Linked DNA regions of Homo sapiens: region 1 is linked to region 2. Evidence: chromatin loops called from intact Hi-C (ENCODE). Cell type or tissue: PC-3. All regions are shown on one strand. Each heading gives the region's core, and the rest is flanking DNA. Links, peaks and the distances in the headings are about the cores only. Region 1 overlaps SMURF1 (SMAD specific E3 ubiquitin protein ligase 1). Region 2 overlaps MYH16 (myosin heavy chain 16).

Evidence for each region. Peaks named below come from ENCODE experiments on the same cell type or tissue, not always from the same donor. Only the 100,000 strongest peaks of a DNase experiment are listed, where the experiment ranks them.
Region 1: it touches region 2 in a loop (5-fold over the local background); 3 of 110 quality-filtered maps call a loop at or near these places.

Annotation. Positions count from the first base shown.
Region 1 is chr7:99,101,204-99,106,587 of GRCh38, reverse strand. The region is part of intron 1 of SMURF1 (SMAD specific E3 ubiquitin protein ligase 1); the gene reads left to right. Among named protein-coding and RNA genes, the nearest start is that of SMURF1, 40 kb to the left of the region's middle. RefSeq lists an enhancer at 2,867-4,066. In PC-3, for the core only: no CTCF peak of the experiment used is centred there; a DNase peak (open chromatin) is centred at 3,027; H3K4me3 peaks cover 1,207 bases; H3K27ac peaks cover 2,665 bases.
Region 2 is chr7:99,310,260-99,315,643 of GRCh38, reverse strand. It overlaps MYH16 (myosin heavy chain 16), which reads right to left. Exons shown (of 24, transcript NM_001431356.1): 24 at 4,520-4,905. All of the region lies in intron 2 of LOC105375421 (a long non-coding RNA gene), which reads left to right. Among named protein-coding and RNA genes, the nearest start is that of ARPC1A, 13 kb to the left of the region's middle. RefSeq lists silencers at 842-921, 952-1,041. In PC-3, for the core only: CTCF peaks have their summits at 2,556 (motif pointing right) and 3,704 (motif pointing right); DNase peaks (open chromatin) are centred at 943 and 2,573; H3K27ac peaks cover 535 bases.

The DNA of each region.
Region 1 (5,384 bases), core at 131-5,130, 210 kb after region 2:
CTTGCAGTTAGCACCCACACTGCTTATGAAAGTACTAGCGAGTTTCAGGCCTTTTCCTTGTAGTTCATGTGACCTTGTGTTCCCAGTATTTACCAAATATTTTAAATAGTTTCCCAAAAAATTTCCTCCTTCATTTCACACAGTGTGCACATTCAGACCATAAAAGGACCTACTGGAATAAATGCTGAAATTTCACAAACCACAGTGTATCTTAATGATAGGTTTTTAGATATAGGTTTACAGGGGGGCTTATAGTAGTTTCATGATAGGGTGAATTTTTCTCAATCTTTGATATTTTCCAGTTTGCCTCCTTGGGGTTGCATTTTGGCAGAGAAGGCTTTAACACCCCAATGTTCTTAACTTCAGTAGTTGTTGATTGAACAACTACTTTTGGCAATAACCTTTTTCTGTACTATAGAGGATATCAAATAAAAAGGGAGAATTGACCAGATGTAGTCCCTGCTTTGTAGAATTTTACATTGGGAAGGGAAAGATGGAATGGTGAAGAGAATCACAGAAGTATGGAGAGAGGCAGATTGATTCCAGCTGGAGGGATTTGAGGAAGGTTTGTGTAGGATGTGGCATGTGAACTTGGCCTGGCATGATTGGTTGGAAATAGGCAAAGGGATGACGGATTGGGAGGGCATTTTAAGTAATGCAAATAGATTGAGCAAAGGCTTGGAAGTAGAATAGCACTTGGCAAAATGTGTTGGGAGAAGGGGAATGATAGTCACTCTGTGGACTGGAATTGTAGTCTTAGTGGGATAGGCGATATAGAGAGTCTTCATCCAACTGTGTGATAAATATCCTCTGGCCGTTTAGGCCCCTCTGTGACACACACAGCCAAAATTTAATATATGAGTAGAATGCAAAAATCTGTCATTATAAGAGAAAAATCAAGAAACAGTATATATGGTGGTAAAGAACATAGATTTGAAGCTAGATTGCCTGGGTTCAAATCTTTAATAGCTGTGTTATCTTGGGCAAAGCTACTCAGTCTCTCTGATGCCTCAGTTTTCTCACCTATAACATGGGATAAGACTAGTCCCTATGATAGATTAATTTCAAGAATTAGATTAGAAGATTAACATGAAAAGGGTTTACAACAGTACCTGGCATATAGTATAGAGTAGTGTGTAATTGTTAGTAATTAGTAGTAGTGGTTGTTGTTTTAGTGTTTGTGTTTGGGTATAATGTGTAATTGATTTTTTTTCCTTCGAGAAAGATTAGCCTTTCTGTAGCTTATGTATTCTATATAATTTTGCATTAGTGAAAGTATAGCATCTCAAGCTCGTAAGTGCATGAAGACTCTCACAGTGGAATTTTCGTTGTGATAAAAATGTCTTTCTTTCAGAGAGAATTTGCGCTTTGCATTGTAGCTGTCTAGTTTCACTGGCTGCTTCTTGGGATGTGGCAGATTGTGAAGGTTGGTTGTGTAGCTTATTCACGTGCATGTGCATGTGTACACCTGTGTGTGTATCACAGGTTCTTGTTGAGTCCATTTTGAAATTAATGGGATATATATAGAAGAGAATGATTATCTTTTCTATCAGAAGGGTGTTTTGGTTACAGGCAACAGAAACTGACTTTGGCTCATTTAGGCTTAAGAAAATTAATTGGAAGGCTGCTAGGAGCGCCTAGAAGAGCCAGTGGCTGGGCACCAAACTTGGGAAAAAGCAAGAAGCAAGGTAGCTTGGGTGACCAGGAAACCAGCATCCTGGTCATAGGCAAACAGCCTGGTCTGCGTGAAGCCCCTATTGCTGTCATTGCCACTGTAATGTGGGATCCCCAGCTTCCAATCATTCCTACTCTCCTCATATAACTGCTTGTTGTATAATAGCAGAAAATTGGAAGCAGTTTAAATGCCTAGCACTAGGGATCTTAATACATTATGGAACAGCCATGTATCGGAATAATTGCAGCCCTTAAACATTTTATGTGAGAATATCTAATGACATGGAAACCGTTCACACATTCTATTAAGTGACAGTGGCAGGTAGCAAAACCGTATGGGCAGGATAATTACATTAAAAATCCGATCAAGTAGGTATTACTACTATTCCTATTTTACAGATGATGCATAGAGATTTTGACTCTTGCCCAAGATCACGTGGGTTAGTAAGTGGAAGAGGGGGGTTTCAACCTGGGAGTGAGGCTCCAGAACCAGGCACTTAGCCATTTCACTGTCCTTTCCCTGATAAAGACAGAAAGGCTCTAGAGGAAAAAGTAGTAATAGCAGTTATAGCTGGGTAGTGAGATCATGGATACTTTTATTACTATTTATTTCTTCTGATTTCTATGAGCATATGTTACCTCTATAGTGACCAAAATGATTCTTAAGTTATTGTAAAAATATAACGTTTTAGAATACTTTTCTTCCAGTTGAAAAGTTATGTGTCCCGGCGGGGCACCATGGTTCATGCCCATAATCGCAGCACTTTGGGAGGCCGAGGCAGGCGGATCACTTGAGGTCAGGAGTTCTAGACCAGCCTGGCCAACATTGTGAAACCCCATCTCTACTAAAAATACAAAAATTACCCAGGCGTGGTGACGCACGCATGTAATCCCTTGGGAGGCTGAGGCACGAGAATTGCTTGAACCCGGGAGGCAGAGGCTGCAGTGAGCTGAGATCGCACCACTGCATTCTAGCCTGGGTGACAGACTGAGACTCCATCTCAAAAAAAAAAAAAAAAAAGTTGTGGCCCGGAGATATCCATCACAAATTGCTTTTCATATATGACAAGAAAATTTCAAAAATTGTCTCCATCAATATATGAATTTTCTCTTTGAAGTTTTGTGTCCTACTGTGTGTGTTTATTGTAGACAGGACAAGCAATTTCCATCATTGAAACCAGAAAACATCTTTGGAATTTTAAACTCAGTGTTGCTGTATTTTGGGGATTACATAAAAGCATTGATAAAATAAGTTGTGCTTTAAATGGAAGATTTAAATCTGTGAAGCTTTTTAAGATTGTGTTTGTCACGTCTTGGCACACATTTCTTGTTTGTAGAGTCTGGTTATGAAAAGACTCTGGTTTCCATATGTATATTTAAAATACTCTGAGTCATGGATTCAAATGAGTAATTGACATAATATGTCCATCAGATTCCTGCTTTGTCATACCGTCACATAAGGGGAGTACATTTATTTTAGTAATTGTAATAGTAAACACAGTTAATTAGCAAAATGGTATTCATTTTAAATACCTTTCCCCGGTGTCTTTTATAACTTTCCAGAAATTGCTTTATTGGAATGAAAATGTGTTTGATTTCACAGGAGGCTTAGGAAAAGGGCCACATGTGTATGAACACAGGCGTATGTATACAGTGCTGGGAGTGGTGTATACATAGGTGTTTAGAGATTAGAAGCTCCATGTCTCTATTTCTTCCTCCTTTTTGCTAAGTCTCAACTCAGAATCTGAAACCACATTGATTGTAAGATGTACAATTACATGTGCCACCAAAAAAGAAAAAAAATTGATTGTAACCGGGTGTGGTGGCTCATACGTGTAATCTCAGTACTTTGGGAGGCTGAGGTGGGTGGATCGCTTGACTCAGGAGTTTGAAACCAGCCTGGGCAACATAGTGAGAACCTATTTCCCCTAAAGATAGAAAAATAAGCCAGGCATGATGGCACGCACCTGTGGTCTCAGCTACTTGGGAGGCTGAGGTGGGAGGATCGCTTGAGCCCTGGAGACGCACTGCTGTACTCCAGCCTGGGTGACGGAGTGAGACTGTGTCTCAAAAACAAAAAAACAAAAAAACCAAAAAAATGCAGTTGTAAGATTTACAATTACGTGCACCACCAAAAGAGAAAAAATGCTATGAATCAAATAATGTTGATGCTTTCTAATTATCTATAACCTTTACTTATAACATTGAAAGAGCCACTTATTTAAGTATAGATTTTTTGCATGTGTTATTCTTGTATATACATAATTTAAAAGTATAAGAAAAATAGATTAAGGAATTCTTAACATTTCTTCACAGTCAGTGTCCATCTCTTCTGAATCATCCGTTTGACACAGAATCAACAATATTTGTATTTTCACATAATGAGTAATCAAAGTGTTGACAAGGCAGCTTTTCTGGAAGAGGGCTCTGTAAGTTTTTTTAAACAGCTATATTAAGATAGAATTCACATACCATATAATTTGCCCCTTTAAAGTGTAAATATCAGTGGTTTTGGGTATATTCAGTTATTCATTTTGTAAATTTGGCAAAATACACATTATAAAATTTGCCATTTTAACCATTTTAACTATTGAGTGGATAAATTCTCTTTCAAAACTCTTTAGAGACAGATGCGTAGGATATTAATATGTACAAAGAACAACAAAATATTGAAATAATTTCATCATAATATTAGGGAGATTTTAGAATGTATAAAAATATAAAAATTCCATGTTACTATGTATAGGATCCTATTTTACCTATCTTTTATATATAGTACAAATTTAAGTGGAATCAAAATGTGTAATCCTAGTATGCCCATATAAAAGGGTAGCCAATATACAATGCCTTGTCTTTGAAAATTTCAAATGTGCATCATAATATCACATTAAAAGTCTTTGAATGTGCCTAGACATGGAAATGCAAAATAAGAAAAATGAAATTATTCCCTTGTTTTGTATGTATCTTTTTTTTTTTTTTTGAGACGTGGTCGTGCTCTGTCGCCCAGGCTGGAGTGCAATGGCACAATCTCGGCTCACTGCAACCTCCGCCTCCCTGTTCAAATGATTCTCCTGCCTCAGCCTTCCCAATAGCTTACAGGCGCACACCACCACGCCTGGCTAATTTTTGTGTTTTCAGTAGAGATGGGGTTTCACTACAGTGGCCAGGCTGGTTTCCAACTCCTGACCTCAGGCGATCCGCCTGCCTCGGCCTCCCGAAGTGCTGGGATTACAGGCGTGAGCCACCATGCCCGGCCGTGTGTATCATTTTTTTCCCTTGAGGGTGAGATTAAAATGTCTAGACCTTTAGATGTGGAATTCCCACCTCCATTTACGAAAAGTGATTACACATTGGGCAATAAATTAAATCTATTTATTGTGTTTCAGTTTGAAATTTAATTGTGCATGTCTCTGGTAGGGTATTTTTTTGCTGTTTAAATCTCTGCTCCAAATATGAGCCAGGAACACTGTAGCTCAGTTTTAAAATTAGTAGAAACTGCATGTTACATGAATGGAACATTCTTTTTTGTTGTTGTTCTTTTTGAGACAGGGTCTTGTTCTATCACCCATGCTGGAGTGCAGTGGTGCAATCATAGCTCACTACAGCCTCGAGCTCCTGGGCTCAAGTGATCCTCCCACCTCAGCCTCCTGAGTAGCTGGGACTACAGGCACACACCACTGCACCCAGCTAATTTCTGTATTTTTTTGTAG
Region 2 (5,384 bases), core at 274-5,273:
AAGTCCAGGGAGTGAACCACGATTGGTCCATGTCTAATACAGCAAGCCCATTCCCACTTGCCACTAATTGGTTTTGGGATGGCCGTGTGCCATCAATTTCTGCCAATCAACACTCACAAGTTCGTTTCATGGGGAGCTTCTGGAAAAAAATGTACTCCTTGATAAAAGGATGGCAAGTTCAGGCCGGGCACGGTGGCTCACGCCTGTAATCCCAGCACTTTGGAGGCCGAGGCAGGCGGATCACAAGGTCAGGAGATCGAGACCATCCTGGCTAACACGGTGAAACCCCGTCTCTACTAAAAATACAAAAAAATTAGCCGGGTGTGGTGGCGGGCGCCTGTAGTCCCAGCTACTCGGCGGGGCTGAGGCAGGAGAATGGCGTGAACCCGGGAGGTGGAGGTTGCAGTGAGCCGAGATCGTGCCACTGCACTCCAGCCTGGGCACAGAGGGAGACTCCGTCTCAAAAAAAAAAAAAAAAAAAAAAAAGAGATGGTAAGTTCTCCGCTCACTGCAAGCTCCGCCTCCTCGGTTCATGCCATTCTCCTGCCTCAGCCTCCTGAGTAGTTGGGACTACAGACACCCGCCACCATGCCTGGCTAGTTTTTTGTATTTTTAGTAGTGACGGGGTTTCACCGCATTAGCCAGGATGGTCTTGATCTCCTGACCTCATGATCCGCCCGCCTCAGCCTCCCAAAGTGCTGGGATTACAAGCATGAACCACAGCACCCAGCCCTTATCTTTTTACTAGCTTAAACATGGCAGGGGAAGATATGATGCCTAACGCTGTTGGCAATCACCTTGACAGGCCCAAGGATGCTGCAGGATGGAAAGGTGGAGACCTGGCGCTTTCACACCGCACTCATTCTGAAACCATCTGCCGGGGCGGGGTGGGGTGTGTGTGTGTGTGAGATTGTTAAATGTCTCTGCCACGTATGCCATTGTTGGCTCAGTGTGCTGCCACCTGCAGCCAAGCACACTCTTAGCTGACACACCCTACCTACCTCCTCCTGCTCTCCCACTCTTCTTCCCACAAGCCCTCTCTCCCCTGGATGCCTAACTCCTACTCACCTTAAGCTTCAGCAGAGACATGACTTCTTCCAGACACATTCCTTTATCCTCCAAGACTGGGCCGAGTGCCTCTCCTGTAGCACCCTGTACCTACTCCTACGGGAGCCTTTCTGATCACCAGACCTAATTCCCATAATGCATTTCTCCCTTTAGTCTGGTTACTTTATTGCTGCCATATTTAAAGTTGGTTTTTAAAAACATCTGTAGGCCAGGCACAGTGGCTCACACCTGTAATCCCACCGCTTTGGGAGGCCGAGGCGGGCGTGTCACCTGAGATCAGGAGTTCAAGACCAGCCTGGGCAACATGGTGAAACTAAATCTCTCTAAAAATCTCTACTAAAAATACAAAAATTAGCCAGGTGTGGTGGTGGGCGCCTGTAATCCCAGCTACTTGGGAGGCTGAGGCTTGAGAATCACTTGGACCTGGGAGGTGGAGGTTGCAGTGAGCTGAGATTGTGCCATTGTACTCCAGCCTGGGCAACAAGAGCAAAACTCCATCTCAAAAAAACAAAAACAAACAAAAAACATCTGTAGAGGGAAGTTTTATGGAAGTATTACTGCAAAGCTACAGAACACATTTTTTATTAGCCTAAGCCAGGGCTCAGGAAGAAGTGGAAAGAAGAGTCCCTTATAATAGCTGACAGGTTCCCTTTTAGCCTTTGATTCAACCATAACTCAAGGTTGACCTTTTCATGACAAATCCCTAGCCGGAGGACAAGTGTTGAAGTCCTACGGAATGCTAGGAGAAACTGGGCAAGTGTCTAATTGCAAAGTCACACTGCCGGGAAAGTGGAACCTGTATCTGTCTGACTTCAGAGGGTACAGATTTGACTTATGTGATTATAGAGGTGAAGGCTGGAGCAAAGTAAGGGCAAAATGCAGGGACATACATTCTCATTCAATATTAAGTGGGACTTTTTGACCATGATCATTAGTCAAAACTGGAATGGGGCCGGGCACAATGGCTCACACCTGTAATCCCAGCACTTTGGGATGCCAAGGTGGGAGAATCACATGAGCCCAGGAGTTAAAAGCTAGTCTGGGCAACATAGTGAGACCCCATCTCTACAAAAAACAAAAAAAATCAGCTGGGTGTGGTGGTGTGCACCTGTAGTCCAAGTTACTTAGGAGGCTGAGATGGGAGGGTCCCTTGAACCTGGGAGATTGAGGCTGCAGTGAGCTATCACACCACTGCACTCCAGTCTGGGCAACAGAGTAAGACCCTGGTTTTGGTTTTGTTTTGTCTCAAAACAAAACTAAAAACTGGAATGGGCTGCCTTTTTTCACTGGGAAGGTTCACGTAGAAGTTGGATTATCATTTCTTTCAGGGATATTATGGGGGGGAATCCCCAGCTGCTTCAGAATTGGTCTAGATGCCCTTTAAATGCCCCTTCCAGCCCTAGAATTTTGTAATACACAATTCTAAGATTCTGTGATTTGGTGTCTCCCGGGAAATCCACACGCAGCAGTTAGAGACCCTGCCACCAGAGGGCAGTGTTATCACATTTGGTCCAATTGCATAGAAGGAACCAAAGTTCCCTCCAGGGCTCCGACTAGAGAACGCCCAGTTGTTTATTTTTTTGAGATAGGGTCTCGCTTTGTCACCTAGGCTGGAGTGCAGTGATGCCATCAGAGCTCACTGCAGCCTCGACCTCCCGGGCTCAAGTGATCCTCCTTCAGGCTCCCAAGTAACCGGGACTACAGGCGTGCACCACCATGGTTGGCTAATTTTTACATTTTTTGTAGAGACAGGGTCTCAATATGTTGCCCAGGTTGGTCTTGAATTCCTGGCCTCAAGTGATCCTCCTGCCTCGGCCCCCCAAAGTTCTGGAATCACAGGAATGAACCACCTTGCCCAGCCGAGAGTGCCAAGTTCAGAACTATCACAGGGGTGATGTGCCCTTTTGTGAAGGTGGAGAGGGACCCACCAAAGAAGTAGTGTTCCTCTCTCCACCACCCCAGACAGTGATTTCTGCCTGCCAACAGATTGGAGAGAGGTCAGAATGCTGGAAGACACGCCATTCCCAGAGAGCCAGTGTGTTCTGAGGGCTGGGAACTGGCAGGGAGCCCTCCCTCATGGCGCTGCCCCCACCACAGCTCTCCAAAGACTAGGAGGGCAAGGAAAGGAAAGGGTCGAGGAGTATTAGAAGATCACAACGGAAACCCTGCCACGGGAGGGAGGGTTGACAGACTCAGGAATGTTCAGCCTAAAGAAGAGAAAAATTGTAGGGACCTATTTTGAGAACTGATTTCCATGAAGGTTGTTCTGTAGGGCTTTGGGTAGAAACACCAGGTCAGCGGCCGGGGCCAGTGGCTCATGCCTGTAATCCCAGCACTTTGGGTGGCTGAGGTGGGGGAATCACCTGAGGTCGGGAGTTTGAGTTCAGCCTGGCCAACATGGTGAAACCCCGTTTCTACTAAAAATACAAAAATTAGCCAGGCATGGTGGTGCATGCCTGTAATCCCAGCTACTTGGGGGGCTGAGGCAGGAGAACCGCTTGAACCCGGGAGGCGGAGGTTGCAGTGAGCCGAGATCGCGCCATTGCACTCCAGCCTGGGTGACAGAGTGAGACTGTCTCAAAAAAATTAAAAAAAGAAAGAAATAGCAGGTCAGCATGCAGATGCCACCGGGGGGCAGGTCTCATCTGGATTGAAGGAAGAACTTTCTGGCAATGTCAGGAAGGACACTACCCTGGGAGGCAGCTCATTCTTTCATTTACTCTATATGTGTTTACTATGTGCACACTTCAGCCCTGGTAGTCTCTAGTTGCTGAGGATATAGTAGTGAACAAAACAGCTAACTGCCTGCCCTCACGGAGCTGACCCACTGGTGTCTGGACATCCTGGGAGATGAGGTGGAACGTGCAGGGGCCATGTGGAGCATTAGCTTGGATGGACTTGACCTGCTCCGGAGATTCCGTAACTTTCTTGGCTTTAAGAAACCTAGTTTGTTTTCATTTCTCTGATACAGACTTTCAAAATTTGGAAAGAACTTCACCAAGACTGTATTGTTTTCATGGTTTCCAGTAGAAGCAAGCCTGTGAATTAGTATATAGGGATGCAACAAAATTTTTTTATATGGCAGTGGTAAAAATTGCCTTTGGATAAGTCTTAGGAAAAGAAAATTTCTCCATTTAAAAACAAGCTCTAAGTCTAGTGTAGTGGCTCATGCCTGTAATCCCAACACTTTGGGATGCTGAGGTGGGAGGATTGCTTGAGCCTAAGAATTCAAGACCTGTCAGGGCAACATAGTGAGAACCCATCTCTAGAAAAATAAAAGCCTGGCATAGCTGCACGTCGGTACTGCTACTGTACTGTACTGGAGGCAGAGGCAGGAAGATTGCCTGTACCCAGGAGTTCAAGGCTGCAGTGAGCCATGATTGTGCCACTGCACTCCAGCCCGAGCCGCAGAGCAAGACTCTAAGAAAGCAAAGAAGCTCCAGTTGGTCTATTTTTTTAATGTTTCTTTTATTTAAGCTATATTGGGACATTAACATTGTCAACATGAGGAATTCTTTGTAGAGAACAGCCGGGTCACAGACATTACATATTCCGTCCTTGACATGACCATGTAGGAACTCAACTGAAACAGATCCATCATTACTGTCATCCAAATGCTTACTGCCGTTCCAGAGAAGCCCCACTCATTTTCATTCCTCTAATGGCGGGTTTTACATTCTCAAGCTCATTTTCCACCATAGCGCTCTTTATTCTTCACCACCTGTCTCTTCCTGGCTTGCACTTTCTTTTGCATAGTAAACATTCTCAGGACAGACCCAGTTTTCCATTTTCATATTTTCTCCCTCTGAATGGACTGCAGTTGAGATCTGTATTACCCTGGAAAGAGAGAGAAAGAGAGATGGTGAGCAAGGTGAGCAAGTCCATGTGGGTCAGAGCTGGGAGCTCTGACATCTTTGCTCCTGTCTTGCTGGAAAGACAGCTCCCTGGGATGCCTAGGAAGCTTCTGCAAAGGCTTCCTTCCTAGTAATGGATACTGTTGAGTTATACCTAGCTTGTTCTGCATGAGGTTTTGAGGGTTTAGAGACACCTTTGGGCATAATGTGCCCATACAAGTCATTGAGTGGGCTCAGAGTGCAGTGCCCTGGGATACAGAGCTCTCCCTGAGAGCCTGCCTGTGATGTGTCACAAGGGGTTTTGCTATTGTGATGTGACCATCTTCCAAAGAAAGAAAAGCTACTTCATGTCTCATCCCACAAATGGATTTTTAAAATTAGTAAGGTTTCCTTATGGAGTTTATGGAATACTTGCACCCAGTAGAGCCATTCACAGCCTCACCCCTGCCTACCCTACCCTGC